Regions from separate parts of the Mus musculus genome. Here region 1 is linked to region 2. The links are chromatin contacts, found by POLR2A ChIA-PET in ENCODE. All regions are on one chromosome and are shown on one strand. Each heading gives the region's core, a stretch centred on a gene start or an enhancer-like site at or near the end of the contact. The rest is flanking DNA. Distances are from core to core; before and after follow the strand shown. Region 1 holds the start of Nup62 (nucleoporin 62). Region 2 overlaps Tsks (testis-specific serine kinase substrate).

Region 1 (3,419 bases), core at 240-2,739, 140 kb after region 2:
GCATTCTTGAGCTCTATCTCCAACCATTCAGTCTCTCAGCTGCTACAAATATGACACACTGACTGACTTTCACATGGAATGCCAGCCATGTACATGAACATGGGGTAGAAAACAGGGTTCACGCATCATCCCCGGTGAAGGACAAGAGGGACTCTTTTACTAAATGGAATATAAATGTCCTATTTTGGACAGGATCAAGAAATAATTATCTAGTGGGGTCAGCAAGAGAGCAAGGACTGCAAGAAAGTCAGAGCAAGGGCAAAACCTTAGAGGTCGGCAGGGATGGCTGGAAACAGAAACCTTGGAGGTGGGACACACAGAACGATCATATGGCTAAGAATCTGGGGTAGGGAGAGTAAAAGAGGTGAAGTCAGGGTTTTTTTCTAAAAGAAAATACAATGACTGAGCAGTGGGTAAAGGCTGCCAAATAGTTTGACCCGAGTTCCGTCCCTGGGACTCACATGGTCAGAGAACCAACTCCTGCTAGCTCTCCTCTGACCACCACAATAAATGTTAAAACAAAACAAACAAAAATATGTTGAAGAGTCTCGTGGTTAGGACTTCGTGGCCTACTTTCCATAGCTGATATATCTGTGCGCGTATACAGCGCTCTACAAGTACTTGGGAAGCGTTATCTCGCGGTTGCTGCCTGGAACTCCTCTATGAAGCCTAAGCTAGCTTGCGCCATTCGGCGATGGGCTTAACCCACGAGGTCTCGGGTGGCAAATTCGTGAAGCAGGGAGAGAGAACGAGACGAGCTGGTTTCGGGTGTGAAAGACACATCGGATCTGACCGATTCAGGAGACCGAGCCCGGGCCCCCAGCCTGAAGCAGAGAGTGGAGGGTCAGGGCGACATGGCGGGCCCGGGGTCGCCACCGCCCCGTCGGGGCCGCGCGAGGGCGGGGCGCGGAGGGATCCAGGCAAGCCCGCGCTGCGCCGCCCCCGGTATATTTGTCCCCAGGCCCCGGGGCCGCCTCATTTTCAACCCTCTCAGCACAGTCTCCCTTAACGCTCCCGCCACGCCGCCTCCGCCCGCGCAATGGCTCTGTAGCCGCGACCCCGTCGTGTCCCCCGCCCCCGTCTCCGCGCTCACCGCGCCTTCACTCTCCGCTCACACCGTCTCTTCAGCCGAGGCCGCCGCCGCCGTTGCCTCCTCGCCTTTTCGCCGCCATGGAGTGAGTAACCGCTCGCCCCTCCCTCGCCAACTGCCTTTCCCGCCCTTTCAGAGCTCGCGGGGCTTCACGGGTCAGCCTCGTGGTGGGGGCGGGGGAGACGAAGTGAGGAACCACGGTCGCGCAGGCGCAGAAGAGGGAAGCTGGCGGCCGGCGCATCCGCTGAGCAAGCGCACTAGGCTCGAGTTGCGAGGGGCGGGGAGGAGGAGGGCGTGCTTCCGGAGAATTTGGGGGCTTTTAAGGTCGGCTCGCGCGCCGTTGCGCCTGCGCGCTAATTCACAGACCCTCTGCCCCTTTTCCTCCAAGGAGACAACCCCACAACCTGTTGCGCATGCGCATTGTCTTATTCCCCCACCCCCCCACCCCTCCACCCCCGGCCTGAACTACGGCGGGCGGCCGGTCATTGGCTAAACACGCGCACTGGTCCCCCAGGAGGGTAGTGGCGTAACAATGGATCGGGTCCTGGGACTGAGCTTGCGCCTCGTCGCTAGTCGAGCCAGCAGCGAGGAAGGGTGGGGTTTTGCTTGAGGCTCCGACTCAGGCCCAACTTCCCTCCAATCAGACACCTGCTGGGGCGGGGACTGGCTTAAACTGACAGGAAAGGCTTTAGGAACACCTTTAAGAAAGAGTTAGCACTAGCACTACAGGGGCGGGGCCTCTAGGGACTTGCTAGTGGGGGACGGGAACTGACTGTGACAGACAGAAGGGTGGGCGGAGCTTCCCGTAGAATCTTTAGAAGTCACCAAAATTTTTAAGGGAAGAGCGGGATCTGTGTGTGTGACACTGATGAAGGGCCCAGGCATGCAGAATTATTCTGGGAACCCCTGTGGATTAAAGGGGGTATAGTCTAATGATGCGGAAGGGGCACGGCTAGAAGGAAATTCCCTTGGGATTGAAATTTTTATGAAGAGGAATAAGATGAGGTGGGTAGGAGGGACTAGAGGTAATTCCCCTGGGAAAACACTAGGTTTCTGTGTTGAGGGAGGAGATGGGGCAGGGGAGTTTCCAATAATGTCCCTGGGAATGTGTGGAGCGCTGAAATTTTCGGAAAGAAGGAAACTGTGTAGCCTGTGGGTCAAGCCGCTTTGACTCAATCCCACCCACGTCCCCTTGTCCTCACAGGTCCTCCACCTTCGCCTTGGTGCCTGTCTTCACCCAGCTGAACAATCTTCCACGCTGCCTCCCAATTGTTGGTGCAGCCTCCATTGCCGTCGCTGCCCTGTGCCTGTGTCACAGCCATGTCACTCCTGGCGACCCTGGGACTGGAGCTGGACAGGGCCCTGCTCCCAGCTAGCGGGCTGGGCTGGCTCGTAGACTATGGGAAACTCCCCCTGGCCCCTGCCCCCCTGGGCCCCTATGAGGTCCTTGGGGGTGCCCTGGAGGGCGGGCTTCCAGGGGGGGGAGAGCCCCTGGCAGGTAAGAACAGGTTAAGAAGAGAGGTGGGTTGAGCTGGGGGTGGGGGTGGACAGAAAAGGAAGAATTTATTCCTTCACAAGATCAGTACTGAGGGCCTGCAGTGTGCCCAACACTGTTCTAGGTCTGCAGGGTTCCGAGCAAGGGATCCCTAAGCTCATGGGTGCATCAGGAGACAGAAGTGGGAGACCAAAGCTTAGTGGACAGTGATGAAAGACATAGTTGAGAAGTCAGCCCCTCTAAGTAGATGACATCTGAACTGAGGGCTGAGGGATGGGGAGAAGGAGCCATGATAAGGTGGAAGGGGGCTCCATCTCAGAGATCCTGGGGCACAGTCTCTTTTGACTATGTAACAGATGGTTGTCCCAGACTGCGCCTGGTGGCACATGCCCTCAGCTCCCCCTGTTCAAGGGGCTTCTCAGCCTCTTGAGGTCAGGCCAGCCTAGGCAGCATAGCAAGAACGTAATTCTCAAACATCTCAGAAATGGAAAAGGAGAACAAATAAAGATGGAGCGAGTCATACACACACACACACACACACACACACACACACACACGTGCAGGAAAGGGAGGAGAGAGAGTGGTGAATAGTCCTAGCACTCTGGGAGAGTCAGATGTTTAAGGTTGTCCTCAGCCACGGACTACAAAGCAGGTCCAAGGCCAGCCTAGTCTACACAAGTCTCTATCACCAATAATAACTGAACAAGCAAGGAAAGGAGAGAAGACATAGGTATGGGGTGCAGTCAAGCAGCCACAGAGCAGGATTACAGACGTGGGAGCAGACCTTTGTTGGGTGGACCGTTAGTTGGGTGACTGCTTCACTGAGTGGTTGGC
Region 2 (3,400 bases), core at 543-3,042:
AAGCCAATTCTTACCATGTGGGAAGGGTGGAAAAGTTGTTCCCACAATGCAACCGGGCTCTCATTCTGCATCCCACGGGAATCCATCTCTCACAATGACAATGTGTGATCACACATGTCCTAAATGTGATCTGCAATGTAGGCATTACCCCTCCCCATACCTGGCACAGCGCGCACAGGGGCCTTGGGCAGACCGATCCAAGTTCAAGACATGGTCAGCTCCCCTCCGGGAGTTCTGAAGTTGCCGTCCCAGCTCCTCCAGAATGGGTTTTACTGGGCCCAGTGCCTCCAGTTCACTCCTCAGTGAGGCGACAGACACTGCTGACCTCTCCACCCTGAGGCAGGAGAGCAACCAATGTGGATAACTTGCAATATTCAGTATTATCCCAGCACCGGAAAGTCCTCCTCTTAATACTATAGACCTGCACGGCCTGGCTTGGATGGGTCTGTCTAACTCCACTGGGGATAGAAGCCAGAGCTTCTGCTAGGCAAATGCCGAGCCAAGCTCCCATTCCCTACGGGTGGATCTCAAGCAGGGACTCAGCTTCAAAGCTAAGCCCTTAACCCATAGCAGGGGTTGAGCCACACTGCCAGCCTCTCACTGGGTCACTTAGCCCACTGCTCAAGCCTTTTCCCTCAAGGATCCACCCTCCGATTACTTCTTTCCCATGGAGCCCACATCCCTTCAGCACCTGCTGAGCCCTTACATAGTGCACAACTCATCTGCTCGTCCTCGCAGCTCCTGCAAGCCCCTTGCGGACTGTGCCTGTTCCCGCTGCGCCCGCTCCCACTGGCCCAGGAAGCCATCCAGACGGCCGCCAAGGCCTCCCAGCAACCTCAGGGCCTCCTGCACTGCCCCCTCCTCCTGATGCCACCGGGCTGCCAGCGAGGACACCTCCCTCCTGCGAGGATCAGAAGGGAAGAAAGGGTTGGGTATAAGAGTTGACTATGCATGCTATCGTCGACCTCGCCCCAAATAGATCACCAACATTTTTTTCTTTACTTTTTTTGTTTTGGGTTTTTTTTTTTCTTTTCTTTTCTTTCTTTCTTTCTTTCTTTTTTTTTTTTTTTTTTTTTTTTTTTTTTTTTTTTTTGAGACAGGGTTTCTCTGTGTAGCCTTGGCTGTCCTGGAACTCACTCTGTAGACCAGGCTGACCTCGAACTCAGAAATTCACCTGCCTCTGCCTCCCAAGTGGGACCCACCTGGCCTTGTTTTGGTTTTTAAGACAGGGTCTGTTGCCGGTTGGTGGTGAGTGACACCTTTAATCCTAGCACTTGGGAGGCAGAGGCAGGCAGACCTCTGTGAGTTTGAGGGCCAGCCTGATCTACAGAGTGAGTTCCAGGACAGCCAGGGCTGCACAGATAAATCCTGTCTCGAAAACAAACAAAAAAGACATTCTTGTTTATTGTAGTCCAGGTTGTGCTGGCATTCTCTTTGTAGACTAGGCTGGCATCGAACTCACAAAGATCCTTCAGCCTCTGTCTCCCAGTGCTGGTATTAAAAGAATGCACCACTTTGCGTCCCCCACCCCACCTCTTTTCCTTTTTTGAGTGTACGAAGTTAGCCCGGTACCACCTATGCTATCACCCAATCCTCATCTAGGTTCTGCTTCTGTGCTCACACGTTTAGCTCCCCTAAGCCCCGCCCACATCAAGCTCTTCCAATTCTCATCCACCACTACCCCTCAAGGATTTACTCTGTCCGGTCCACCCAACCGCAAACAAACCCCGCCCACGCAGGCTCCAAGCTCCTCCTAGCTCCCGCCCTTTGTTCCACCTACGGCCTGATCCACCAATTTCCTTCAGTCCCGCCCACCTCAGCTCCTCCAGGCCGGTGGAGACCTTCTGCAACTCCTGCTCGCTCAGCGAGGGTCCCTCCCCTGTGCGGACTGCCATGCCCCAGCCACTGGAGGACAGGCCTCGCTGCCGCGGGGGTTCCTCGGGGCTGCCAGGAGGACCCGAGCAGCCCTGAATGGGAGTGGCAGGGCTCAGACCATGTCGGGAGAGGCCAGCCTCCAGTTTTTGCTCCAACTCCTGCAACTCGGCCTCCTGTCTCCGGGGCGTCTCATCCTGCAGTTGCTGCTGGAGGTATCTTAGCTTCTCCTGAGCAAGGGAGGGCAACGAATCAAGGTGTTCGGCACCTTACCACCTGCAGCTAACTACACCCCATGGATCCCCGAGATTGCAAAGTAGTGTAGAGAGAGGATAGTTGGGAAGTACGCGTGCAGTGTAACTGAACTCCTGCTTGTCTTTAGGAGAGGAGATAACATTTACTCTAAACTCTGTAGTGGCAGGCAACCTATCACTCCCTTCTCCTGCCCTGCCTGCCTAAAATCAGCCCCTGCCTCTTAGGGACCGCGACAAGCTTTCTCGGCGTTCCGTTGGAAAGTGAGCTAGCAGCAAGTCTTCATTCTAGACTAGACCCGGCCTACCCAGTCGTTTCAGGCTACACCCTTGAATAACTAAGCTTCCTCAGGCTCCACCCTGGTCCCACCCAGCGAGCCCTTTTGGCTCCTCCCGTGGGATGGGCCCCTCCTTCCCCTGAGAGCCAACTCCTTCAGCCAGGTCCCAAACCCTCCTCAGTTCACTGAAGGCTCTGGAGCCTCTACACCCCTGTCCTTGTCCACCATAGCTCCTCCAACCTCCATCCCGAGACTCCACCCAAACTTCTCACTAGTTTGGGACCCTCCACACCCTCGTACCTCCAGCAAGGCAGAGTTCTGCTTCAGGACATTGGTTTTGATTTCAGCGTCTTCCACTGAACGGGTCACCTTGCGGCAGTTCTCCTGGGTCAGGACATCAGGGCGGGGGCCCTGCCTTCCCATTCCGGTTCTGCCCCCCACCTTCAGCCTCTTTTTTTGCATCGCACCTGCCCTATGTAGGACGCACCCACTTCCCAACCAAGCTTCCTTCCTAACCAAGCCCGTACTGCAGTACCCCTTTGACCATCCCGCTTCTCCTGTGCTCTTTTTGTTTTAAATTTAAAAATTCAATAGATTTTTTTTTTTTTTGAAAACGTCTTATGAGCCGGGAGGTGATGGTGGCGGCGGCCGCGGCGCGCATGCCTTTAATCCCAGCACTTGGGAGGCAGACGCAGGCGGATTTATGAATTTGAGACCAGCCTGGTCTCCAGAGTTAGTTCCAGGACAGCCAGGGTTATAAAGAGAAACCCTGTCTTGAAAAAAAAAATCTTATATGAATGGGTATTTTGCCTGTGTATATGAATATACATATGTATATGTGCAACAGCGCAGGCAGTGCCCATGAAGGCCAGAAGAGAGTGACATTTTTTGATAGCCACGAGAGGGTCTCATGTACCCCGGTTTCCAAGTCGTTATATAGCTGAAAAGAATCTTGTACTTCCAAGTTCTGAGATCAAAGGTGTGCTACCACACTCAAGC

Evidence for each region. ChIA-PET counts read pairs that join two places held with the same protein, here RNA polymerase II (POLR2A).
Region 1: POLR2A ChIA-PET joins it to region 2 with 72 read pairs in embryonic stem cell. The contact joins the promoter of Nup62 here to the enhancer-like site in region 2. POLR2A ChIA-PET finds 5 or more read pairs at or near these places in 4 of 5 experiments (Patski and embryonic stem cell).

Annotation. Positions count from the first base shown.
Region 1 is chr7:44,814,158-44,817,576 of GRCm38, reverse strand. It overlaps Nup62 (nucleoporin 62), which reads right to left and starts at 1,489. Exons shown (of 2, transcript NM_053074.2): 1 at 1,094-1,489. Atf5 (activating transcription factor 5) reads left to right here and starts at 1,919. Exons shown (of 3, transcript NM_030693.2): 1 at 1,919-2,095; 2 at 2,295-2,588. The coding sequence starts at 2,411. It overlaps Il4i1b (interleukin 4 induced 1B), which reads right to left and starts at 1,207. Exons shown (of 9, transcript NM_001171024.1): 1 at 1,094-1,207.
Region 2 is chr7:44,951,248-44,954,647 of GRCm38, reverse strand. It overlaps Tsks (testis-specific serine kinase substrate), which reads right to left. Exons shown (of 11, transcript NM_011651.2): 5 at 2,702-2,812; 6 at 1,816-2,102; 7 at 707-901; 8 at 161-334. Among named protein-coding and RNA genes, the nearest start is that of Tsks, 9.7 kb to the right of the region's middle. Within about 2 kb of position 1,792, at least 1 of the 3 ENCODE cell types and tissues checked has a DNase peak (open chromatin) inside an H3K27ac peak, as active enhancers do.